Linked DNA regions of Homo sapiens: all the other regions are linked to region 1. Evidence: chromatin contacts called from ENCODE Hi-C or POLR2A ChIA-PET data. All regions are on one chromosome and are shown on one strand. Each heading gives the region's core, a stretch centred on a gene start or an enhancer-like site at or near the end of the contact. The rest is flanking DNA. Distances are from core to core; before and after follow the strand shown. Region 1 holds the start of DCAF1 (DDB1 and CUL4 associated factor 1). Region 2 holds the start of DCP1A (decapping mRNA 1A). Region 3 holds the start of APEH (acylaminoacyl-peptide hydrolase). Region 4 holds the start of TKT (transketolase). Region 5 holds the start of MON1A (MON1 vesicular trafficking associated A). Region 6 holds the start of RBM5 (RNA binding motif protein 5). Region 7 overlaps SLC38A3 (solute carrier family 38 member 3).

Region 1 (3,472 bases), core at 283-2,782:
GCTGTGTCTTGTATTCATGTGACAGTATTGCCGTGAAGACTCATGGAGATGCACGGAGACTTGCTCAGCATTCCCGGAGAGATAATGAGCTGCATAAGGCCTTGAACGCTGGGTAGGATCTTGTCAGGTCGAGATTCTGCTCAACTGTGGGTCATGTTTATCTTCTATGCCCCACAAGAGGGACTGCTGGTCAGAGTAAGGAGTCCTCTGGTTCTGCTGTTAATTGGTTGTGTGATGCTGGGCAAGTCGCTCACTCCCTCTGGGCCTCATTTTTCCCAACAACATGAAGAAATTGAATTAAGTGACCTGTGAGGTCAGTCCTGCCTTAATCTATGAGCTTTTGATTTTTCACTTCTCTGCCTCACGTATAATAACCTGGCAATAAGTATCTATTGATTCTTACAGGCTAGGTCTTGAACAAAAAGACAGAGGCTGGGTGCAGTGGCTCATGCCTGTAATCCCAACACTTCGGGGGGCCGAGGCAGGAGAATCGTTTGAGCCTAGAAATTCAAGACCAACCTGGACAACACAGTGGGACTTCGTCTCTACAAAAATTTTTAAAAATTAGCCGGGTGTGGTGGTGCACACCTGTAGCCCCGGCTACTTGGGAGGCTGAGGTGAGAAGATAGCTTGAGCCCAGGAGGTTGATTGAGGCTGTAGTGAGCTGTGATCGCGCCACTGCACTCCAGCGTGGATGACAGAGCGAGACCCTGTCAAAAAAAAAAAAAAAAAAAGACAGAGAAAAAAGAGGCTGGGAGAACTCAGCCCAGGAGTTCGAGAACAGCCTGGCCAACACGGCAAAACCATGTCTCTACCAAACACGCACATACAAAACAGAAACAAAAATTGGCTGGGTGTGGTGGCATGCGCCTGTAGTCTCAGCTGGAGGCTGAGGTGGGAGGACTGTTTGAGCCCGGGAGGCGGAGGTCATAGTGAGCTGAGATCGTCACTGCACTCCAGCCTGGGCAACAGAGCGAGACTCTGTCTCAAAAAAACAAAACAAAACAAACAAAAAACAACCAGTGCCTTCTGATTTAATGAGTGCTGTGATTTCTGATATGTTTATGAGAAATATTTTCTTAGATCACGGTATGTTCTAGGTAAGATAAGGCAAATGGCCAAATAAAACAGAGGCTCTTTGCGCACACAGGTCAGAACAAGACACTGAAAAAGTATCAGGCGATTACAGTACTGTCTTAGAAGGATTGGCTCCCTCACTTTTCACTTCCGCCTTCCGAAGCAGCCAATGAGTACTCAGCAGTTCGCATTTATCCAAAAAAACTACAAATCCAGAAGTCAATGCGCCAGGCGAAGAGCTCATGCGTCAATTGGGACTGGTGGGCCCGCCCCTAGACGCGGAACTTCATTTCCCAGGCGTCCCCGGGGCTCTTCGATTTTTTTTTTTTTTTTTTTTTTTTTTTTTTTTTTTTCCCCGATCGTGCAGGCGTTCTCTTCCCGCCCCTTGCTCGCGGTCCTCGCGCCAAGTAGGCGCGAGCGCGCGCGCGCGGTGCACGTAGCGCGCGAGTGACGCATAATATGTGGGCCGCTGTGGAGCCGTGGTCGCGCTGTGTGTGTGTGTGAGTGGAGAGTGAGTGCGGGACCTGAGGCTGTGTGTGTGTGAACTGTGGCCACTGGCGGGGTCGGGGGGGGGCAGCGGCGGAGCCGCCTCGGACGGTGAGTGGGAAATGGAGGGAGGCGACTCTACGGGAGGGGCGCGAGGAAGCAGGTCGCGCGGCTGGCCGGGCGGCAGAGTGGGCGCCGGGCTTGGGGGAGGGGCGGCACCTGCTTGGGCCGCCGGCGAGGAGGGGGCGGGCCGGTCTGCCGGGAGGCTGGGCCCGGGGCCTGACAGGACTTTTCCTCCTCCTGATTCTTGTCCTGGGGGCGGGGCCTCCACGTTCTTCCTCCACTCCCCACGAGAAGCTTCCCGAGAGTAACTCTTCCGCCCGGAGTGGGGGGGCGGGGTGTGTCCGCCCCTACCTGGAGGAGGGGCGCATTTCATTTCCCTTGTTTTCTTTTTCCTTCCAATCCTCCTAGTCTCTGTTCCGTACGGGCTTGCGGGGCTCCATCTTCCGTACTATACGGCGGGCCCCTTCCCGGACTGTGTCTCCGCCTCCAGCTCCAGTCACCTGGGCGGGCTCTCCCGTCTCTCGGCCTCGTGCCACCTCTCCCTGCACCCGCCTGCCTCTTGGACCGTGCGACGGGGGCGGAGCTTTCCGGGCGCTCCTCCCATCCCCATGAAAGAGGGAAGGGTTGGAAAGAGAGGTGTGCGGGTCCCGCAGCCTGGAGTCAAACCTCAGAGTGCCCGCGAAGCTTCCCTGGAGTCTATTTCCGGGGGTTATAGTAGTTTTCAACTGGGGTGTCAGAAGCGTTTGCTTAACAACTTCACTTCTTAGACGGTTTTCTGTCTGGTTTCCTCTTACTGCGGTGGCAGCGCTCTGGTTTTCCATTTGTTGAGGAAATAGTTTTGGAGTGTTTGTATTTAGCTATTTTTGAGTCACAAATGACTCGTCCTTGGCCATGTCATGTTGGTCTTGGTTTTTCCTTACCCTGTTTTTTTGATGAAGCCTTTTAATTAGTTTACATGTCTTAATTTTTTATATTAGTAGCATCTTCCTGTTCAAAATGCATCGTTAATGTACAGAATGAGAGGTTAATTGGTAATATCATCCTGCATTTTCTTTTTCCAGCTTACTGGAGTTTACCTTTAATGTTTATGTAAATGTGTATATTTAGATTTTAGGATCTATTTAGTATTTTTCTTAATGATGTGACCATTTGGGTTTTCTATATAACATTTATTCATTACCCATTTTTGAGTGGGTATATATTTTTGGATGTTAAAGAGATAATAGAGAATTTGGGGAATGTAGGGAAATCATTTTGTACTTAGTATCTCTTGCGTAGTTGCTGAGTACAGTGTTTTACTGTTCTGCCTATTATACAGTTTTAAAATTTTTTATTTTTATTCATTTATTTTTTATAGAGACAGTGGTCTCAGTATGTTGCCCAGGCTGGTTTTGAACTCAAGTGATCCTCCCTGGTCAGCCTCCCGAAGTGTTGGAATTACAGACATGAGCCACTACACCTGGCCTGTTTTTTTAGATACAGGATCTTGCCCTGTAGCCTAGGCTGGAGTGCAGTGGTGTGATAACTCTTTTTTTTTTTTTTTTCTTTTTTCTTTTTTTTTGAGACAGCGTCTCATTCTGTTGCCCCAGCTAGAGTGCAGTGGCGCGATCTTGTCTCACTGCAACCTCCGCCTCCCAGGTTCAAGTGATTCTCCTGCCTCAGCCTCCGGAGTAGCTGGGACTACAGGCACGCGCCACCACGCCCGGATAATTTTTGTATTTATAGTAGAGATGGGGTTTCAGCATATTGGCCAGGCTGGTCTCAAGCTCTTGTCCTCGTGATCTGCCCACCTCGGCCTCCCAAAGTGCTGGGATTACAGATGTAAGCCACTGCGCTGGCTTTTTTT
Region 2 (3,472 bases), core at 309-2,808, 1.8 Mb before region 1:
AAACGCTTTAAAATGCTCAACAGACACTTACCAATGAAATGAGTGATCTGCTTAATGCTTTAAATGAAGCAAGACAAATTAAACCCTTCATGGACTCTTCCCAGGGCTGGACAAAAATATTTATGTGGGTCAGACGCAGTGGCTCACGCCTGTAATCCCAGCACTTTGGGAGGCCAAGGAGGGCAGATCACCTGAGGTCAGGAGTTCAAAACCAGCCTGGCCAATGTGGTGAAACCTCGTCACTACTAAAAAAAATACAAAAATTAGCTGGGCGTGGTGGCGGGCGCCCGTAATCCCGGCTACTCTGGAGGCTGACGCAGGAGAATCGCTTGAACCCAGGAGGCAGAAGTTGCAGTGAGCTGAGATCGCGCCACGGCACTCCAGTCTGGGCGACAGAGCGAAACTCCATTTCAAAAAAAAGAAAAAGAAAAAGAAAAAATTAGCCAGGTGTGGTGGCGGGCGCCTGTAATCCCACCTAATTGGGAGGCTGAGGCAGGAGAATCGCTTGAACCCTGGAGGCAGAGGTTGCAGTGAGCTTGAGATTGTGCCACGGCACTCCTGCCTGGGCAAAAGAGCGAGACTCCGTTTCAAAAAGAAAAAAAGAAAAGGGCCGGGCGCGGTGGCTCAAGCCTGTAATCTCAGCACTTTGGGAGGCAGAGGCGGGTGGATCGCCTGAGGTCAGGAGTTCGAGACTAGCCTGGCCAACATGGCGAAACCCCGTCTCTACTATAAACACAAAAATTATCAGGGCATGGTGGCGCGCCCATGTAATCCCAGCTACTGGGGACGCTGAGACAGGAGAATCGCTTGAACCTTGGAGGCGGAGGTTGCAGTGAGTCGAGATCGCGCCACTGCACTTCAGCCTGGGCGACAAGAGTGAAACTCCGTCTCAAAAAAAAAGAAAAAAAATCCACTTGTACCTTCTGCTAATCAGTGTATATATTCAAGGCAACTTGAATCTATGCTCCTGGGGTGCAATCCTCAAGCTTGGCCCAAATAAACTCTCTGCTTGCATTTATTTTGCCCCAGAGTCTTCTTCCTTTTAGGTCGACACATCCATATCTGAGACCTAGGGTAATTTTCTGGGCTTCTCGCCTCTCCCTTTCCCCCATGTTTTTCTGTGCTCTCTAAACGGGCCCGGTAGAGTCCCGCATTTCCACATTCCACAGACATGTTTTCCTTCTGTGGCCCCGGGCCCTGCCAGACAGCGCACCGCGAGGCCGGCACTTCGGCGGTCTCCAACCTTTGCCTGGAAAGAGCTCGGCAGGCGAGCTAGAGGCCAGATCCCAGGACCCAGTCGTTTTAGCTCAGGGAAAGGAAGCGCCGGAGCTCCAGCCTGCAAGCTCCACTACGCAGCCTTGGACACCGCCCACATCGTAGGGCCGCGGACCCTGACAACGCCGGAACCCGGCGCCCGGAGCGTGCGCGCGGCGGACCAGAATGGCTGACGTACCGCCCTGCCGCGAGGCCCGCGTAGAGGCGGAAGTTGAGGGGACTGACGCAGATGGGGGAATTTTGCCTCGATGGCACTTTCCTGTCCGCGACTCCGCCCCCACCAGAGGGGCTAGGCTCTGGGATTCAAGATGGAGGCGCTGAGTCGAGCTGGGCAGGAGATGAGCCTAGCGGCCCTGAAGCAACACGACCCCTATATCACCAGCATCGCAGACCTCACGGGCCAGGTCGCTCTGTACACCTTCTGCCCCAAGGCCAACCAGTGGGTGAGTGCCGCCTGGCCCTGAGGACGGCCACCCGGCCGCTGCCGTCTCTTAAAGGGGCCGCGCGGGTTACTGTGGGGTGGGGGGGCACACTAAGAGGCCAGGGCGGTGGAGACGAGGCCAGGGTCTGGCCAAGAGCCTAGCCAGAGCCTGAGGGGTGTCGGGTCCGCTTGGGATTGGGGGATAGGAGTGAGAGAAGTGGCTCGAGACATCCCAAGGAAAAGCCAGTGGAGGGGAGGATTGGAGCAGGATCAGTCCCTTGGCGTCGGGTCTGGGGACGTGGGCGACCTGCCTTCTTTGCAGATACATTGGGAGTTATAAGACCGGTGGGGTCAAAAGGGTGCCTGAAAGCTTGTGTTTGAGGCTTTGCGGATTATTAGATAAATTATATGTACATTATCTATAAAATAAACACTCCTCCTCTCCCCCTGGCAAACGTAAATGAGAGCCCCTGTCGCAGAGGTCATTTGGGTTTAAAGTTTAAAATCCAATTAGTTTCGATTCTTGGAAGGAGGGGGTGGGTGGGTCCGGCTTTAATCGAACTACACAGAGTTTCGGAAAAGATTCCAAGGCACTTAGGAAAAGGGCTTCCGTGTTCACTGGATCCCCGAAGACCTTTGTACAAACAAGAGAGACCCTGTAAATGTGTTTTGTTCCATCTATGATGCTGGTGATGTCATCTCTGAATGCTCCCCTCGGACTCAGTACTTTCTGGCTTTCGTGCACTGGGGAGGGTCCGAAAAGTCACATTCAGTGTGTTCACTGATTCTTGTTAGCCCCTGCTTGAAGCTTTGTTAGTTGTTTAAAAAGCATAATTTCCCACTTTCTTGTAATTGACCCTTCCTAATTAACTCATTCAGCTACAGGCTTTACACTTAGAAAGTAATACGTAAATGCTTGTTGGATTGAATTCACCAATGACTGGAGTTCACATTTCAATAAGATACGAAATCCTTAAACTGACAGAACTCTGGAAGATGACCGTAGTATGTCGTTTACCCTATAATACAGTTGCATAGATTATATTTATCAGTAATTTATCGAAAATCATTTGGCATTTATGAACAGTTAATTCAGATGAAGAGTTTTTATAATCACGTTGTTTATCTTTGCCTCCTGGAAGAGAAGGAGATATGGGAAGCCACAAGGAATAAAATTGTAGATTGTTTTTTAAATGTAGCTATTTTAGACATTGCCTTAGTTTGAAATTTTATGAATCTTTTTTCTTTTCTTGGCCTATATATAAATTTTGAAATATGGATTGCCGACAAATGGTGAAGACTTGGGGCTAGAGTTTTCCTAGTTTTTCACAAAGGCTTTCAATATTTTAAAATTTTACATTGTGGAGTTCTGTTTTAAATATGAAATACAAGCTATAATAACCTGAATTGAAAAATAAGCTGCTACTGTTTATTTGGATCCTGGCACATAGAGCATGACAAAAATCTTTTCCCTCTTTATTATTTTACAGTGAGTTGTAACTTTGCATGATGTTTTTTGGTGGGCAAATTTTCTTTTACTGTAAGACAGTTGATTACCAGTTTCTTATAGTAATAACCTAACATTTTAAAGGTAAGAAAAAGCCTCTGAATCCTTAGGAAGGAAAATAATGATATTTAAGCTAGGGTAGTACTTCTGGAAGAAATCGAGATGATCAATTTTCTAAATTTTTTAATCCCAACACATTCAATATATGACTAACATTTAAAATGTTAATAATGCGTTGATTACAGTAAAATATTTAGGTCCATTGTAGG
Region 3 (3,472 bases), core at 662-3,161, 1.8 Mb after region 1:
CAGGGCTGCCCTGCCGGGCCTTCGTGGATTGACCACGAGCACCTTGATGGCTTGGTCTGGCTTCTTCAGCCTGGCTATCTCATCATCGCTGGCACTGACGTCCAAGGCTTTGGTCTGAAAGAAGGACTCGGCCTTGGGGCGCTTCTTCTCTGCCACATACAACAAGTGTGTCTCCGAGTGCGACCAGGACAGGCAGCCAAAGCAGTCTGGGTGCAGGGAGGGCCAATCAGGGGGGGCCCAGGGCTACGGCTACCCCTCCTGTCCACCCTGCCTGCTCACCAGCCAGATGCCTCACCATCCTCATAAACAGGCCCATGTTTCTCCAGCGCTGACAGGTTGAAGCTCTTGAGCTTCCGGTTCTTCTCCCAGACCTGAGGACATCTGGGCATTAGGCTGTTTGCCCGCTAACAGAGCCTTATCTGTGGGGCAGAGCCTCTCTCTTGTCACCCACTACCTGGTCCCATGCAGACTCACCTCCAGGAACTGCTTCTCTTCCCCAGGGCCCGTGCCTCCAGCCTTGCGCAGCACAGCTTTCATGGTGCCTGAAGGAGACTCTCTGCTCAGCAGTCTGTGGACATGGGGTAGCACAGGTCAGGATTATCTTGCAATAACCCCTTCCTGCTCCCTACTGGGCACACCTCTTAGGAGAGATTCTTGAGGCTCTGGCCCCACACCAGCTTCTGGAGCACCTCTAGCCCCACCTTGCCTTTCCTCCCTGAGGCAGAGACTCTACTCTCTGCAACTCCCCAGGCCACCATGGGCTCTAGTCCAGGCTGAGTTTGGAGCAAGCTTCCAGTGCTTATCAGGCCATGTCACCAGAAACTGAATGAGCTCCCAAGGGGGCAAGAACCTGGCTGCTGGCCTCCCTTCTAGGCACATGGTGAGCATTCATAAAAGGCTTGCATTGCGGACGGCTGTGGCCTTGCCCACAAGCTTCCTCCCTCAAACTTACTCCCCCCGGGTCTCCACACTGTTGCCTGCAGGTCCTGCAAACACCACTGAGTCCCCGTCATGGAACACCAGGTATTGGCGGCAGAATCGAATGTTCTCCATGCGTTCCAGGTCCCTCTGGGTCCACTCTGTGAGGGGAGGCATGAGACTGCTCACCTTGTCTTGGCTACTCCTGGCTACTGCCCCCAGCCCCACCTGACCCAGGAAGGCCTAGATCTATCTTCCCCAATCTCTCAATCTGTCTCCAGACACTGACACCCTGGCTGCAGGCTGGACAACACTTGGCCACAACCCTAGTCCAGGCCTCCAGAGCCTGAGCTGACAGCCTCTTTGAGAGAACCCCCTAGTAACCCCAGCATCCACCCTGGAATCTTGAGGGCAGCCTGGCATGTGTATGGGATGGCGTGTTGGTGGAGAGCCCTACAAGGTCCACGCCCTGAGCCCAGGTTTGACTTCTACCCCTACGCCGTCATCTCGTGCACTCATGGCCGCCATTCGATAACGCCCCGCACGCCCCCTCCCCCCCTCCACACACCTGTGTGCAGGGACCTGTGGGAGTGTAACCTCCAAGTCCAGGCCGGCTCCCTATATACCCTTACGCACTGTCAAGCAGCGAGCCCTCCACACCCCCTTCCTTCCCACCCCAGTGCGCGACCCCGTCGCCAGCCAGTTCCCCTTCGCACACACACCAGTGTGCACCGTCCGGTATTGGCCGCCGTACTGCGTGGTGACCTCCGGGCCCAGGCAGGCGGCGCTCAGCGCGGGCTGGCGGCTAAGGCCCCGATACAGAGCCGCCGCCTCCTCGGGCTCGCTCAGCAGCACCTGCGCAGGGGACACACCAGGGTCAGGCCCGGCCCGGGCTGCAGGGACCACGGGGACCGCGGGCCGAGCCCTCACCTGACGTTCCATAGTCTCCTCTCTGCCGCCGGGGCGAGGCGGGGCGTGCTCGCGCCCGGAAGTGAGGCTTCCGGGGGCGGAGCCTGGGACGGCCCGGGCTGTCTCCGCCCCTGCCCTGCGGCAATCTGTGAGGGGCGGGGCCTTCGGCTAATGGGTGAGGACCGTTGGCAGGGGGCGGGCCTTGACGGTGAGAGGACCCGGCCTGGGAGCGAGAAGTCCTGGGTGGGTGAGAGCAGGGGTCTCGCCAGGGGCGGACTAGCCAAGTGGGGGGCGGGGCCGTGGGCTGAGTCCTGGGCCTCTTACCGAGGGGCGAGGCGTTGGATCTCGGAGGAGAGGGGGCGGCCCTGTGGAAGCGGAACCCGGGAGCCCGGCTTCGGGGAGGGTAGAAGGGCCTACGAGAGAAGGGGTTGAGGGGGTGCTGCAAGGCGGAAGCAGCGCGGTCGGACGGGCATGGCCCAAGCACGCGAAGGGCGGGGCCCGAGGGGAATGGGACCAATGAGTCTTTGAGGATGAAGGGCAAGGCGGGCGGGTCCGGATTGGAGCCCTGCGAGGAATGTGGAGCCGGGAGCCTGTGAGCGTGAGCGTGAGCGTGAGCGTGAGCGTGAGCGTGAGGGTGAGGGTTGGGCGGGGCGGAGCCGGCCGCAGCGTGGATCTCCCGCGGCTCTGGGGCTGACTGTAGGGTTCCTTCGGGTCCACCACGAGGCCGACATTCACTACACAGTGCCAGGCCCTGCCCTGGAGGGAGTTCCACGCAGACGAAGAAGAGAAGGGCCAGGGTCCGGGCGGAGGGCGCGAAGCAAAGCCCTGGGGTGCGGGGCAGAGGGGCGGGTGCCAACTCTTAGGGTGCTGCCCGGACTTATCAGTCGCCAGGCCTGCCGCAAGAGCTATCTATCCCCGCAGCCTTTACCCAGCCTTCTCAGTGGCACCTTGTTGGGGACCGTGAGCTGGTGGGTCCCTGCCTTCCTCCCCAGGCCTCACCCTGAGCTCTTGGGTGTGAAAGGCCTGGTGGGCTCAGACTCCACCCAGGACCAGGGAGCTTCCTGTGGAAAAAACCTAGGCAGGCAGGTTCCCTGTGCACGTGGTACAGGATTGGCTGGGCTAAGGTGCCAACAGAGATCAGGAGAGGCTGGACAGTAAGGATGTTCCCTCCATATACCTGAGTCTGGCTGGTCTTCCACATTCAGGGCCCTGGCTCCCTGCTCCATGGCGTGCTTGTGATTGAGAGTCCACTTGTCTGGCCTGTAGCTTCCCCTTTCCCATCAGCCGCATCATTACTTACTCAAGATAACTAGTTAAGTAAAAAAAAAAAAAAAAAAAAAAAAAAAAGTCCCGGCCGGCCGGGCGCGGTGGCTCACGCCTGTAATCCCTGCACTTTGGAAGGCCGAGGCGGGCGGATCACGAGGTCAGGAGATCGAGACCATCCTGGCTAACACGGTGAAACCCTGTCTCTACTAAAAATACAAAAAATTAGCTGGGCATGGTGGCAGGCGCCTGTAGTCCCAGTTACTCGGGAGGCTGAGGCAGGAGAATGGTGTGAACCCGGGAGGCGGAGCTTGCAGTGAGCCGAGATCGCGCCACTGCACTCCATCCTGGGCGACAGCCAGAGTCCATCTTAAAAAAAAAA
Region 4 (3,472 bases), core at 413-2,912, 1.8 Mb before region 1:
GTGCTATGGGATGCCATACTTAGGGTCTGATTGGGCATCTGGGGGTCAGGCCAGCAGAGGAGCACCTGGAGGCGAGCTGGGGGACTCACTCAAATTCAGTCAATCGCCTCATGAGCCAGAGCTCTCTGAGTATGGGCAATGCAGGGAGGACACAGAGGACACAGGGCGGCCACTGGTGCCTCTTGGATCTCTCAGGGTTTTAGCTCCCTGCCCAGCCATCCGTTTGAGGGTCTTGCCTTTATCTTTCCTCTGTCAAATGGAGCTTCTTCCTCTGTAAAATAGGCATTGTAGGCAGTATGTACCTCACTGGCCAAGTGTGGTGGGCAGATTGAATGAAACAGTGTCTGTGATGAAAGTCCCCTCCCTAATCCCACTCTGGGGAGCTTCATACCTCTGGGAACCATGGGGTCTGATAACAGTAGTGGTGGGTGCCCCTGTCCCTACAGACCTGGAAGCAAACCCAATAATCTCCCTAAAAGTCAGTAGTGTTTCTAGGCCCTAATAATTTGTAAAGGATCTTCCCCTAGTAATTTCTCAGTTATCATCACCTGGCATTGTCATGGCTACCACTATCCTATTCTCATTTTCAATAATCCCCATCCCCTGTGCAGGGCTCTAAAGCCCTGAGTGGCTGGGCATGGTGGCTCATACCTATAATCCGGCACTTTGGGAGGCAGAGGAGGGCAGATGGCTTGAGCCTAGGAGTTCAAGACCTGCCTGGGTAAAGTGGCAAAACCCCATCTCTACAAAACATACAAAAATTAGCCGGGCGTGGTAGTGTGTACCTATGGTCCCAGCTACTTTTGAGGCTGAGGCAGAAGGATCACTTGAGCCCAGGAGGCTGAGGCTTCAGGCAGCTGTAATCACTCCACTGCATTCCAGCCTGGGTGACCATGGGTGACCCCGTCTCAAAGAAAAAACAAGTTTTTTAATTATTAGAAAAAAGAAATAGGGCCTGGTGCGGTGGCTCACCCCTGTAACCCCAGCACTTTGGGAGGCCGAGGCGGATCACCTGAGGTCGGGAGTTCAAGATCAGCCTGACCAACATGGAGAAACCCCGTCTCTACTAAAAATACAAAATTAGCTAGGTGTGGTGGCGCATGCTTGTAATCCCAGCTACTAGGGAGGCTGAGGCAGGAGAATTGCTTGAACTCAGGAGGCGGAGGTTGTGGTGAGCCAAGATCATGCCATTGCACTCCAGCCTGGGCAACAACAGCGAAACTCAGTCTCAAAATTAAGTCCTGCAGTCTCTTGGGCCTGGGGTTGGTCGGCTGGGGCCAAGCCTGGCACCCACCAGCCTTGTGACCTTGATTGCCCTTGCCAAGCCTCAGTTTGTCCATCTCTAAAATGGGATTCGCCGTGACAAGTCCACGGAGGACTGTGTGGAGGAGGGAGACTGAGAGGCTTTCGAGTCAGGAGCCCAGACTCGAATCCTGAGTTGTTCGTTATGTTATTATTATTGGTGTGTGTGGTTAACTGCTAACCTCGCAGTCCGCAGCGGCCCAGCGCCTAGGGGAGGGGAGCGGGCAGGAGGCGGCCCCAGGCGGGGCGGGGCTGAAGGCCTGGGGTGATCCGAGCCCCGCCTCCTCCCCCTGCCCCGCCTCTCCCATCCCCGCCCCGCCCCGCCCGGCGACTTAACGCGCCCCCGCCCCGCGCCCGGCCTCGGCAGCCGCCTGTCGCCGCGGGAGCAGCCGCTATCTCTGTGTGTCCGCGTGTGCGCCCGGTCCCCGCCTGCCGCACCATGGAGAGCTACCACAAGCCTGACCAGCAGAAGCTGCAGGCCTTGAAGGACACGGCCAACCGCCTACGTATCAGCTCCATCCAGGCCACCACTGCGGCGGGCTCTGGGTGAGTGCGCGGCGCCGGCCGGGGACGCGGCTCGGGCGGGGCGGGGGGCGTCTGCGGCGGCCAGAGTCGCCGCGGGCTCTGGGTCGCGCTGCGAGATGCCTAGACGAGGAAGGTGGCCCGGGCGCCGTCGGAGGGCGGAGACGCGCGCCTCGCAGGGCCCCGGGCTGCAGGCGGCTTCCGCTGCGCCGCACACTCGCCCTACGCCCGGGCTCGGCCGCGTGGGCCTCTGGTCCTCCGTGCGCCTCAGGCCGGCTCTTCCCCACGCGGATCGCCGGCCGCGCAGCTGCATGGTGGCGCGGGGGATGGGCTCGCGACTCGCCAAGTACCCTCTAGGGTGATGCCGGGAAGGCCACCATTACTGCTGTTCTACAGAACGCGGCCCTCTTAACCCTCTCCACCACCTGGCTGTGTGGGCGCCGCCGGGAGTGTTCCCCCTTCCAGATGGGGAAACGGAGGCTCCGAGTTAGTCAGCTACCCAAAGTTACACACAGGGAGATCTGATTTGAGCCCCAGCAGTCCGACTCTAGAGACCCTGTTTTTAATTCCTCTTGCAGGAGACTCGGGGGCCCGGCCTTCTCCCCACCTCAGACTACGCTCCCCTACCCCTGTCTCCTGCCACCCCTGGGTTGGGTCCGAGTTTGGAGCAGGGGGCTGCTGAGACGCCAGGCAGCGGCGGGGCTGATTGGGGGAAGAGGGGAGGAGGGCGGTGGCACGTGGGTGCAGAACCCTGGGATCCATTGTGAAAAGGAGGTCTAAGATTTGACCTGGGGCGGGAGGAGGCGGAGGGCAAGGAGACTGAGAAGGCTGAGCGCCGGAAGGACGGAGTTCCAGGGCCCTAGCGCCGGGAGTGACGTCCTGGGGCAGGGCCAGCCACCAGGTGCTGTATCTCCCAGGCAGGAGCTGGCGTGCCTAGGCCCCAAGATCCTTCCCTGGCCAGCCCTTTTGGCCCAGAAGGTGGACACCCAAGGAGCCTCCTCTGTAGCGGAGACAGGGATAATTAATGAGGGCCACCGTGCATGCAGCTGGAGGTGTCCAGTGGGGTGGGTGAGGGGGTCAGTCAGTGAATTACTTCAGAGCCTGCTTCCCGCTCTGTAAAGCGGGGACAGTAATGGCACTTAACCACGCTGGGTGGTTTCAAGGACTCCAGTGCTCTACTTGGAGGCTGCTTTGAGGCCACAGTGCCAGCAGTGCTCCGGGCTCATGACAGGGTTGTGAGGGCTGCGTGATGGATGATTTCTCGGGACCTTCCCAAACAAGCTCTGTTTCAGACAGACAAGATTCTGGCTTCTGGCCAATTTCATTCAGGATATATTATTAAGAAGTAAATCTGTTCACCTTTCTGGGTGGATACGCATTCACCCTTTGTGCCTCTAAGACACCCTGTTCTCAGAAGGGATTAGATGTCTTTCAAAGCCCTTCCCCCACCCACTGCCTTGCACACTTTGGACCTGTTAGCTCTCCTGGGTTTGTGTCAGTCTTACCACTTATGTGGGGTATCCCCTGCCTGGGCAGGGACCTGGCTTACTCTCAGCTCCCCTTTCACCAGCCTGGCACACGGTAGCTCTGCAGGCCTTGTATTGCTTATTTGGTACTGTTGGACCTGCTACCTTTGGCCGTTTCAGGG
Region 5 (3,472 bases), core at 289-2,788, 1.6 Mb after region 1:
AGTGATCTGTGGAGACCTGGAGAGACTCTCAGTTAAGGAATAGGGCATTTTCTTATGTCCTTACCTAAAAGTGGGGGACATGGGGGTGAGAAAGCTTCCCTTAGACTATGTGCAAGAACTTGATAGCCTTATGCAAAGCCATCTTCAGTGAAAGGCCACAGCTTTGTCACCATGTCAGTCACAGGCCAGTGTTGTGGAAGCAGGCTACAAGTGGCAGCCATCTGAGACTGGAAGAAAAGCCCAGGGGCGGAGCTCTACCCTAACTCCAGTGTAGGGCTTAGAGAGGAAAAGGACACTGCCCCCAGGTGCTTGTGGAGCAGCAGGGAAAGTCAGAGGAGTGATCTGACTTTTTTTTTCATCCTATTAACTTTTGGGAGAATTAACCATAAGGCTGTAAAGTGAATTAATTGCTTCAGAAAAGAACATGAGCAGTGGTGCCAAACACTAATTTTACTTTTTAAAACCATCTCTAAAAATAAGGGTCTTTTGGGAGAGCCTGTTGTTGACTGTTTTCCTGTTGTTTTTATTGCTTTGCGTCTAGGAAATTACAAACAATGATTCTTTGCAATGGTAAATCACCTGGGGAGCTTTTAAAACAATAGTGATGCCTGGCTCCCCAACACTCCACCCTACTCTAAATTCAATTAAATCAAAATCTCTAGGGCTGGTGTCCAGGCATTAGTTTTTTTGTTGTTGTTTTTGAGACAGGGTCTCGCTCTGGTGCTCAGGCTGGAGTGCAGGGCATGATCATGGCTCACAGCAACCTCGACCTCCTGGAATCCCACTTCAGCCTCCCGAGTATCTGGGACTACAGGCACACGCCATCAAGCCTGGCTAGTTTTTGTATTTTTAGTAGAGATGGGGTTTCACCATGTTGGCCAGGCTGGTCTGGAACTCCTGACCTCAAGTGATCCGCCCACCTCGGTCTCCCAAGTGTTGGGATTACAGGCGTGAGCCGCCTCGCCCGTCCTAGTTCTTTTTTTTTTTTTTTAAAGCTTCCCGGCTTATTCTATGTGCCGTCAGAGTTGAGAACTACCGTTCTAGAGCATTATACTGATACATTAAAACGTGGCTACAAATATGTTTTTAGAAACAATTAGTGCGACTTTTGCGCATGCCCACATCCTTTACAGCCTGTGTGGCTGGGCCCACTAATGACATTTATCCAGTCCCCCAAACTTGCACTGTCCTTCCACAATCAGTGGGAGAAACAATCCTAACGTCCCTTTCTCTCACTTGAAATGAACTGCTAGCTGGCTCGGACGGAGAGGCCCAGAGTCCAGGGCTGTTCTGTGTGGGACTCTAGACTCGGAGGAGGCGCCCAGGCCCCTAGAAGGCGGCGCCGGATGAGGCAATCGCGGACCCGGGTCAGGACCTGCCCACGGCTCTGCTGGGACTAGGAGCCCAGAACCAGTCCCTCGGCGCCGCAGGCGGCCAAACGCTAAGGACTACATTTCCCACAATGCACCCCGGGGGCGGGCCGAGTCGGGCTGAGCGGCTGGAGCTGGGCCTTGGCCGCGAGAGGCCGGCGAAAGCTATCTTCCTGCACCGGCGGCCGGGTGAGGGCGGTGGGAGGGAGCGGTGCCTGCGCTGTGGCCATGTCTGTGTACGCAGGGGGCCGGGGCCCCGCGAAGCTGTGCCCTCAGGCCGGCCCCGGCCGGACACCCTTACCCCTCCATGGGTCCGGCAGAGGGCAGTGACCGGCACCTTCTGTGCGTCCTGGACTCCTCTGAGAAACAGGTGAGTTGACTGCCAGCCCACGTGGCCTGGAGGCACCTAGAGACTGGAGAGCTGTCATCTTTGGAGGGAGGGGCTTGAAGACGGGGGCCTCCAGCCATCAACGCTATCGTTTGCAATGGGAAGACTGTGTCTCCCTGCGGTCCCTCAGCCGGCTAGTCCCCAGCTGGGGAATACAAAAGGCGAGATCTGGAACCCATCCTTTGGCTGGGAGGGCGAGATCCGGTAGGGGGCAGTGGCCAGGTAGGACTCTCCCCACTCCCCCACCCCCGCCCCGCCAACAAACGTACACATATTCGGCCGGTAGAGTCTTCTCAAAAAGCAACAGAGGTAACTGGGATGAGCGGGGCAGCACCTGGAAGGGGCTTGGGTCTTTGCTTTGTTGTTTTTAGACGGAGTTTCACTCTTGTTGCCCAGTCTGGAGTGCAGTGGTGTGATCTCAGCTCTCTGCAACCTCCGCCTCCCAGGTTCAAGCGATTCTCCTGCCTCAGCCTCCCGAGTAGCTGGGATTACAGGCATGCGCCACCACGCCCAGCTAATTTTTTGTATTTTTGTATTTTTTTAGTAGAGACGGGGTTTCACCATGTTGGCCAGGCTCGTCTTGAACTCCTGACCTCAGGTGATCTGCCTGCCTCAGCTTCCCAAAGTGCTGGGATTACAGGCATGAGCCACTGCGCCTGGCCGGACTTTGCACCAGTTTGCCTGGTGCAACTGGGTTGTCCCTTGTACTGGGTGAGCCACCCTTTCTGGGCACAAGTTTGCAGAGGGAGAGTGAGCACCCTTTGTCAGGGAGGGAAGTAACCGCCAGAAGTGACAAGGACCAGACTGTGATCTCAGCATGGAGTAGGCATCCTGCTGAAGCAGCCATAGCACAGCCTCACCTGGGCCTTGTCTGCCACACATCCTGTATCCTGGCACCTCCTTTCCAGACAGGCCGCTCCAAAGGGTTAAGGTGAAATGAAGTGCTATCCAAGCAAGAAGAGGGAGCAGGAGTGGTAGGGAGTCAGTAGGGAGGGGCTTCTGAAGGCCTTCTCTGCTCCAAGGCTGCCTGAGTGAGAGAGGCACACTACAAGGGCTGATTGAGCCAACTTGTTTGGTGACATTGCTCACAGGCATAGCAGGGCACTTCTAGGAAAAGCAAGGCCTGGGGCTTCTAGAGGGGTTGTCTGAGAAGGGTTCCCTGAGAAGGGGCATCTGGGGCTGGTTCTAAGAGACCTCCTTTGCCTAACTTCTTCAATTCTAGCCTCCCAGGAGCTTCAGTTGCACAGTTGTGGCTCCAATGGGGGTTGGGGTGGATTTTGCTGTGATTCACTCAGCCTCCCTGTCTGAGTTTCCAGAGTAAGTATTCAGAGAGCTGTTTGCTTCATCAGGCCTCTGGCTGGACCCCAGACTGACCTAGGAGATGCTGAGATACTGTATGATCTCAGGTGGCAGGAGAACTATTGTGAAGGAAGCATCCACTAGCTCTGGCCAGCTGATCTGGCCCCCGCCAACCCTTCCCCATGCAGGTACCGTGCTGGGTACCACTCAGCCACACTGGGCTTAGTCAGCTAAAGCCCACAAGGGATCAGTGGAGAGTGGGCCCTGAGGACAGAATAAGTAAGCTATTGTAGACCTTGTTTGGGTCTTTGAACCAAAAGTGCAACGTCACAGAGCAGTGGCATGTGGCAGACCAAGGAGTTTTTTGTTTTTTTTTGTTGTTTTTTTTTTTGAGACAGAGTTTCAATCTTTTGCC
Region 6 (3,472 bases), core at 485-2,984, 1.4 Mb after region 1:
CCCTACACTTTATCACAGCATGTTCACACAGTACTTTAATTCTCTCACTAGACTGTAGTTTGTGACAACAGGATCATAAAGGTGTTCGTTAGCAATGCCTGGCGCAAAACACTCATATATTAGTTTGATAAACTATTTTAAACAAGGAGTTCAGTCCCCACTGAAATGTTGAGATCAAAGCCACGTACTGTAGTAACTTACCTTTTGTCTGAACCCATTGTCCCACTGAAGATTTAGCACACAGCTCCAAAAGGTTCAAATTTTATTTTTTCTAGGAGACAAGAGAGATTAATTGCTATAAATCTCAGAGATCACTTAAGTCAGCAGCTCCATAGCTTGGATACTACTGAGGCTGGGATTTCATCAAACCTTCAAATCATTGACAGTGATTATCTAAGGTGGGGAAGTGGTGGGGACAAACTGTCAACGTTAAAATCGTGCTAACATTTTGTTAACAATGAGCAAAACCGGAAGATTAAGCATATTTTAAAATATTAGATTCCAGATTTAACAGAATCATAATACGGAGCAAGCAGAAGACTCCTTCCCTGCTCCTACCTTAGAATTACAAAGCAAAAAGGGCAGAGCTACAATCAGCTCCTTGGTTTTGTATCAAAGCAACTCCGTGGGATAGTTGACCGTTAAAACATTAATCCAAGTGTCTTCATTAATACAAGGAGCAACATGAAATTCAAACACTTCTGATGAAAAATGTAAAACCTCGTAGAAGCTGGGATACTGAGCTGACTGAAATCTACTACATTAATAACGTATCGCATAAGACAAGAGCAAAGCTAGAAACGACCTAATTCCTAGGTAACAATAACCACCACGTCTTGAGCCAGTTCTTATGACTACAAACCACTGAGTAGTGAACAGCCCGGCCCCCCGCCCCCCGTTGGTAATAAGACATCACACTGCTGGACCGCGTTCGATGAGCGCGAGGTCCGAAAAATCAGTTCCAGTAGTCTCTGGAAGCCTAGTCTAGAGCGAATGCTCAACGATTTGTTGAAATTAATAAATGAAAAAGAACCACTGGGGGGAAACAAGTCCCGGGGCATATTCACTGGTGCCGCCCCTTGTCTCCCGGGCGGTGCCGGCACCCACCTCCGTGGGGTCTCGCGGCCGAGATGGCGGCGTCACGGCCTGCTCGACCGACTCCAGCGTCCGGCCTGCCCTCCCCGCACATGCCCCTCCCGCCTCCCAAGAGGTTCCAAACCCGCAGATGGGCGATCACCGAACAGCTTTTCGGAGAGGGCGATTCAGTTGCAGTTGAGCGGGGGATGGCGGCCAGAGACTGCCAGGGAGCTCCCAAGGAGTGCCCGAGGGACAGGCGACGGCTCCACTGCTCCGTTGGGCTGAAGATTAGGGGACGTGTATCCACAAGGGGCAAAGTCACAGCCAGAAAGAAGCAGGCCCAAGGCTGAGCTGGCTGGACACCCTCTGGAAACTGACAGAGCTGGCAACAAGGAAGGGCGCGGCCCTCCAACGCCTGGGGTAATTTAGCCCCTCTACAGAACCGGCTGGAGCTGATCAGTCGCCTCCGGCAGCTGACAAGGGAGGCTTGGGGGCCAGCCCAAATGGCAAGAACCTACCGTCGTTACAGACAGCCGCCGCACTTACCCCAAGGAGAGACCGAAGCAGCAGTAGCGGTTCTGCGCCCCAGAACCTCCAACAAGGTTCGGCGGCTACACAAAATGGCGCCTCCGCCGACGGCCGTCTCCTACCCACAGTACCTCACGCTTATCCCCTCCCCCTGTCACCCGCCTCCTGCGGAGAAGTCCAATCCTCGAAGCGGCCTGGCTGTGCGAGGGCTGCCGGGAAATGTGGTCGCCAGACCATCCTGTCACTTAGGACGCTCTGTGTTAATGTCTTGCAATTCTCTTCTAAATCACTACAGAGTTGTCGATCGGCTTTTGCAGACCTGGATTAGTTTTTAGGGCTCCTATTAGGCATGTTAATAATTCTTTGCTTTTGCTACTAGCGCCGTAGAGAGTACAGTTTGCTTTCACTGGCACGGTGTAAAACATTGTCTAATTCTACTTCAAAAGGAGACCGTGCGTGAAGTGGTGGCTCACTCACAAGCCAGCATTTTGGGAGGCCGAGGCAGGAGGATCGCTTGAGGCCAGGAGTTCGAGACCAGCCTGGGAAACACAGTGAGATCCTATCTCTACAAAAAATAAAATTAACTGAGCATGGTGGCGTGCACCTCTTGTCCCAGCTACTCAGGAGCTGAGGTGAGAGGTTCGCTTGGGCCCAAGAGGTCGAGGCTGCAGTGAGCTGTGATCTCGTCACAGCACTCCAGCCTGGGGACAATGCGAGAAACTGTCGCTAAAAAATAAAAAGGAGGCCGGTGCTGGGCGCGGTGGCTCACTCCTGTAATCCCAGCACTTTGGGAGGCCAAGGCGGGCGGATCACAAGGTCAGGAGATCGAGACCATCCTGGCTAACACGGTGAAATCCCGTCTCTACTAAAAATACAAAAAAATTAGCTGGGCATGGTGGCGGGCGCCTGTAGTCCCAGCTACTTGGGCGGCTGAGGCAGGAGAATGGTGTGAACCCGGGAGGCGGAGCTTGCAGTGAGCCGAGATTGCGCCACTGCACTCCAGCCTGGGCAACAGAGTGAGACTCTGTTTCAAAAAAAAAAAAAAAAAAGGCTGGACGCAGTGGCTCACGCCTGTAATCCCAGCACTTTGGGAGGCCGAGGCAAGTGGATCACGAGGTCAGGAGCTCAAGACCAGCCTGACCAATATGGTGAAACCGCGTCTCTACTAAAAATACAAAAATTAGCCGGGCATGGTGGCATGCACCTGTAGTTCCAGCTACTAGGGAGGCTGAGGCAGGAGAATCACTTGAACCAGGGAGGCAGAGGTTGCAGTGAGCTGAGATCGTGCCACTGCACTCCAGCCTGGGTGACAGAGCAAGACTCAGTCTCAAAATAATAATAATAATAATAATAATAATAATAATAATAATAATAATAAATAAATAAATAAAAAGGAGGGGCCAGGCATGATGGCTCATGCCTGTAATCCAAGCACTGTGGGAGGCCGAGGCAGGTGGATCAGCTGAGCTCAGGAGTTCGAGACCAGCCTGGCCAACATGGCTAAACCCCGTCTCTACTAAAAATACAAAAATTAGCTGGGTGTGGTGGCGCACACCTATAATCCCAGCTACTTGGGAGGCTGAGGTAGGAGAATCGCTTGAACCCAAGAGGCGGAGGTTGCAGTGAGCCGAGATTGCTCTACCGCACTCCAGCTTGTGCAACACAGCAAGACTCTATCTCAAAAAAAAATAAAAATAAAAAATAAATTAAAATGAGGAACATTAGTTGATCGCTTTACTAGATGCTATATTATTGCCCTAGATGCTTTGCAAACATTTTTGTTTGTTTGTTTGTTTGAGATGGAGTTTTGCTCCTGTTGCCCAGGCTGGAGTGCAATGGCACAGTTTCAACTCACTGCAAACTCTGC
Region 7 (3,472 bases), core at 730-3,229, 1.3 Mb after region 1:
GACTCCCTCCCTGCACTGCCCCAGGCAGCCCCAGGCCAGAGTTCAGATTCTGGCACCTGGATCCTGGAGACCCCACACATGGCACTCTTGCATCCCTCAAACCTGCCTCTCCTTCTGATGCAAGCATCTTACCTCCTCTCCTCCCAGACCCACCTACTCGGGACTATAACAATGTTAGCATCTCTTATTGAGCCTTCTCCCCTGACCCCAGGGTTGCCTAGGTCCACATGTCCTCATGCCCCTGCCCTAAGCCTTGCCATCAGCATCCCTCCAAGTGTCCCACCTGGGTATAGAGGTGCCAGTGCTGGCGTCCAGAGCTACTCCAGAGTCCCCCCTGCACTCAGCTGGGGGTGCCCTCTCTCGGCCCCCTGCCCTGGGCAGGCTGGGACAGGCCCTCAGAGTGTGCTGAGCTGGCAGTCTGGACAAAACACCCTTCTCTGCCCTAATATCCTTCTGTAGCAGCCAGGCACTGCCTCCAGGGAGACCACAGTCTGTGGCATGGGCCGTGGGAGGTGTCTGAGGTCTGAGCTCCAGATTCCCCATCCCCCCTGCAGTAGCTGGGCCTAGACCTTTGGGGCCTGGTAGCTATTACTCAATCATGATCAGTCATTGCTGGGTCTTGGGCAGGCCTGAGATCCCAGAAAGGATTTAGAATATCTCTCCTTAAGTGACCTCCAGCCTGGAAGAGACAAATCCCCCCAGATAGCACCCTCATCACTACTCTATAGCTCCTGCTGCAACTGAGTGTGAGCCACATAATGCTGGGTCTCAAAAAAGAGGATGGGGGTGCCGGGCGCAGTGGCTCACGCCTGTAATACCAGCACTTTGGGAGGCCGAGGAGAGCAGGATCACCTGAGGTCAGGAGTTTGAGACTAGCCTGACCAACATGGAAAAACCCCATCTCTACTAAAAATACAAAATTAGCCGGGCTGGTGGCGCATGCCTGTAATCCCAGCTACGCAGGAGGCTGAGGCAGGAGAATTGCTTGAACCCAGGAGGTGGAGGTTGCAGTGAGCTGAGATTGCGCCATTGCACTCCAGCCTGGGCAACAAGAGCCAAACTCCATCTCAAAAAAAAAGAAAAAAAAAAAAAAAAAAAAAAAAAAAGGATGGGGGCATCAAGGAAGACTTCCTGGAGGAGGTGCGAAGCCAGTACTAAAATTCCAGTAGGCACCCTGGGGTGTCAAACAGGAAAGAGTGTACCAGGCAGAGAGCACAGCATAGGCAGAGGCCCTGAGGTGCAGTACGAGGCAAGCTGTAAGCGTTGAAGGAAGGTTCTGTGGCAACAGACAAACCTGATACAGCTGTAAAGGCCAGGTCTAGGAGTCTGGACTTTGGTCCAGGGCAGGGAGGAGGGCTGGGGGCTGGGGGCCAGGGTGAGGATTAGCACTGGCCTGGCATGGAGCCCCCAGCCATTCCCTGAGGCTGCCAGCCCATTTTTGACAGCTCCTACCCCTCAGGCCTGTGGCCTCCCAGGCTCCTTTGTATCCGGGAATCGGAATCGGGGTAAACTCAGGGAAGGGCTCCTGCATAAGAAAGGCTGCCAGCAGAGCCTGATCCCCTGTGGTGAAAGCCCAGAGTAGACCCTCTAGGGCTGGGCTTGGCCCTGCCTCACTGTGTGGCCAGGGGCAGGGTACTCCCCAGCTCAGGACCTCAGTGTATCCCTGTCCTCTAGGGGTCCCGTGAGGCTTGGTCAAAGCTGGGGATGAGTGAGGAGCCTCCCCAAAGCCTTCATCCCCAGAACAGTCCATGGGTGCCCAGAGAGTGGCCAGGAGCTAGGGTGGGGAGATCACGGTGGCCTTGGGCAGGTCATCAGAATGGCATCTGTCATGGATGTAGTGTGAACCCGGGCAGTAAATCAATGGCCCAGGCCATTGCCCTGGGACCTGTTTGTTTTCCTGGGAGATAAGGGCCAGGAGGGGCCAGGAGCCACAGGGATGGCGCAGCAGGTAACGCCCGCCCACGCGAACATCACCTGGTGAGAATTCATCAGGCACACCTCGGCAGGTGTTGAGTTTGGCTAATTAAAGATTTTGAGCCCCAGGAACCCAGGCCACTTCAGGGCGGCTGATGCAAGCAGCTACAGGAAGCACAGCTCTCTGCCCAGGGATCAAGGTCCTTGGAGTCCCCAGGACTCTGAGCCTTGCTTTCCTTCCCCATGCTCAGGAACATAAGTGGGTCTGGGTCGGCAGTAGTGAGCTGGTGACAGGGAGGCCTTCGCACTCTTTTTACCTTGGTGACGACTTGCACCAGTGGAGGCACAGACCCTCTGGAGCTTATTGCTGAGGCCCAGGCTACCTGACCTCCGCCAAGATCTCAGGAGAGAGACAGCTGGCCTGGCTTGAGGGTCCATCGTGATTATCCCTGGGGGCTCAGGGGTGAGGGCTGCCCCCAGTTCCAGCTCAGCTCATTTTTACCACTCCCCTCCTTGGCTGAGACAGGGTGCCCCCCTCCTAAGTCTGGTACCCATCTGGACAGCTACCCCTCTGTCCACCTGCTCCTCCAGGCTTCAGAGGGAAGATGCCCCCTACTAGGAGAAGGTGTTAGTAAGGGGGGAAACCAGATCCAATGGAGACATTTGGACTGCATGTTCTCAAGGCACAGCCATAGGAATTGGTGGTAGCTGATTGCTGGGGTCAGGGGTCTAGGGACAAAGCAGGTGGGAGGAGGGTGTTAGAACAGGGAAAAGACACCTCTTACCCTCCTCTAGACCCATGTTTTCATGTCCTCCTCATCAACAACACAACAGTGCAAGTGGCCAGTGTGTGGCCAACACTGGGCTAATACTGAAGAAGTGACATGCAGGCGGGGGCATATCCAGGGGAAGGCAGATGGCCCAGAGAACTGAACTACCGGCCATGTTAATCCTCAGCCCCCAGCTCCCTGGCCTTGGGATCTAGGGTCTGTGGCTCTGTGTTCTGGGCATCCGGAGGTGTCTAGGAGGATCTGAGAGACCCAGCTGGGGCCGGAAGGTAGACTTTCCTGTGGCCGGGTACATTTTCTTTTTTTTTCTTGTTTTTTTTTTTTGAGACGGAGTCTTGCTCTGTCACCCAGGCTGGAGTGCAGTGGCGTGATCTCGGCTCACTGCAACCTCCGCCTCCTGGGTTCACACCTTTCTCCTGCCTCAGCTTCCCGAGTAGCTGGGACTACAGGCGCCCGCCACCACGCCCAGCTAATTTTTTGTATTTTTTAGTAGAGACGGGGTTTCACCATGTTAGCCAGGATGGTCTCGATCTCCTGACCTCGTGATCCACCCACCTTGGCCTCCCAAAGTGCTGGGATTACAGGCTTGAGCCACTGCGCCCGGCCATGGCCAGGTACGTTTTCTAACAGATGCTTGTAGCTGGGCCTAACCTTAGGCACCTCAGCCTCCCTTCCCACCCAGCCCTGGACCCTCCTTGCTCAGGCTGCCACCCATAGAGGTTGCAGTCAGAAGCTCTTGGTTCACGAGTGGGCTAGAGCAACAGCAGCCC

Evidence for each region. A loop is a pair of places that touch in the nucleus more often than their neighbours do. ChIA-PET counts read pairs that join two places held with the same protein, here RNA polymerase II (POLR2A). Pooled maps may share reads with other maps.
Region 2: a pooled map shows a loop between it and region 1 (13-fold over the local background). The contact joins the promoter of DCP1A here to the promoter of DCAF1 in region 1. A Hi-C loop is called at or near these places in 8 of 50 pooled maps. POLR2A ChIA-PET finds 5 or more read pairs at or near these places in 3 of 52 experiments (HEK293, MCF 10A and naive thymus-derived CD4-positive, alpha-beta T cell).
Region 3: a map with no recorded cell type shows a loop between it and region 1 (17-fold over the local background). The contact joins the promoter of APEH here to the promoter of DCAF1 in region 1. A Hi-C loop is called at or near these places in 2 of 37 single-sample maps with no recorded cell type and 6 of 50 pooled maps. POLR2A ChIA-PET finds 5 or more read pairs at or near these places in 1 of 52 experiments (A673).
Region 4: a pooled map shows a loop between it and region 1 (17-fold over the local background). The contact joins the promoter of TKT here to the promoter of DCAF1 in region 1. A Hi-C loop is called at or near these places in 7 of 50 pooled maps. POLR2A ChIA-PET finds 5 or more read pairs at or near these places in 4 of 52 experiments (CD8-positive, alpha-beta memory T cell, HepG2, MCF 10A and 1 more).
Region 5: a loop to region 1 is called in a map of CD8-positive, alpha-beta T cell, with 7 times the contacts of the local background. The contact joins the promoter of MON1A here to the promoter of DCAF1 in region 1. A Hi-C loop is called at or near these places in 1 of 168 maps with a recorded cell type or tissue (CD8-positive, alpha-beta T cell) and 1 of 50 pooled maps. POLR2A ChIA-PET finds 5 or more read pairs at or near these places in 4 of 52 experiments (CD4-positive, alpha-beta T cell, OCI-LY7, activated B cell and 1 more).
Region 6: a pooled map shows a loop between it and region 1 (18-fold over the local background). The contact joins the promoter of RBM5 here to the promoter of DCAF1 in region 1. A Hi-C loop is called at or near these places in 6 of 50 pooled maps. POLR2A ChIA-PET finds 5 or more read pairs at or near these places in 3 of 52 experiments (GM12878, PC-9 and activated naive CD4-positive, alpha-beta T cell).
Region 7: POLR2A ChIA-PET joins it to region 1 with 11 read pairs in Caco-2. The contact joins the enhancer-like site here to the promoter of DCAF1 in region 1. A Hi-C loop is called at or near these places in 1 of 50 pooled maps. POLR2A ChIA-PET finds 5 or more read pairs at or near these places in 4 of 52 experiments (CD8-positive, alpha-beta memory T cell, Caco-2, H1 and 1 more).

The regions. Positions count from the first base shown.
Region 1 is chr3:51,498,075-51,501,546 of GRCh38, reverse strand. DCAF1 (DDB1 and CUL4 associated factor 1) reads left to right here and starts at 1,532. Exons shown (of 25, transcript NM_001387579.1): 1 at 1,532-1,674. RefSeq lists a silencer at 1,643-1,872 and an enhancer at 1,983-2,082.
Region 2 is chr3:53,345,629-53,349,100 of GRCh38, reverse strand. DCP1A (decapping mRNA 1A) reads left to right here and starts at 1,558. Exons shown (of 10, transcript NM_018403.7): 1 at 1,558-1,718. The coding sequence starts at 1,584. RefSeq lists enhancers at 1,064-1,833, 1,369-1,959, 1,960-2,550.
Region 3 is chr3:49,672,790-49,676,261 of GRCh38, reverse strand. APEH (acylaminoacyl-peptide hydrolase) reads right to left here and starts at 1,911. Exons shown (of 22, transcript NM_001640.4): 1 at 1,849-1,911; 2 at 1,641-1,773; 3 at 953-1,079; 4 at 475-568; 5 at 296-371; 6 at 43-206. The coding sequence starts at 1,860. It also overlaps a transcript of BSN not described here. RefSeq lists a silencer at 1,617-2,226.
Region 4 is chr3:53,254,212-53,257,683 of GRCh38, reverse strand. It overlaps TKT (transketolase), which reads left to right and starts at 1,662. Exons shown (of 14, transcript NM_001064.4): 1 at 1,662-1,848. The coding sequence starts at 1,742. RefSeq lists a silencer at 1,376-2,065.
Region 5 is chr3:49,927,877-49,931,348 of GRCh38, reverse strand. It overlaps MON1A (MON1 vesicular trafficking associated A), which reads left to right and starts at 1,538. Exons shown (of 6, transcript NM_032355.4): 1 at 1,538-1,740. RefSeq lists a silencer at 1,482-1,831.
Region 6 is chr3:50,087,181-50,090,652 of GRCh38, reverse strand. It overlaps RBM5 (RNA binding motif protein 5), which reads right to left and starts at 1,734. Exons shown (of 25, transcript NM_005778.4): 1 at 1,624-1,734; 2 at 202-271. The coding sequence starts at 218. RefSeq lists enhancers at 695-1,285, 1,447-1,556, 1,597-1,766, 1,286-1,877.
Region 7 is chr3:50,209,203-50,212,674 of GRCh38, reverse strand. All of the region lies in intron 1 of SLC38A3 (solute carrier family 38 member 3), which reads right to left. Among named protein-coding and RNA genes, the nearest start is that of SLC38A3, 5.7 kb to the right of the region's middle. RefSeq lists enhancers at 1-78, 2,959-3,472. Within about 2 kb of position 1,979, at least 3 of the 41 ENCODE cell types and tissues checked have a DNase peak (open chromatin) inside an H3K27ac peak, as active enhancers do.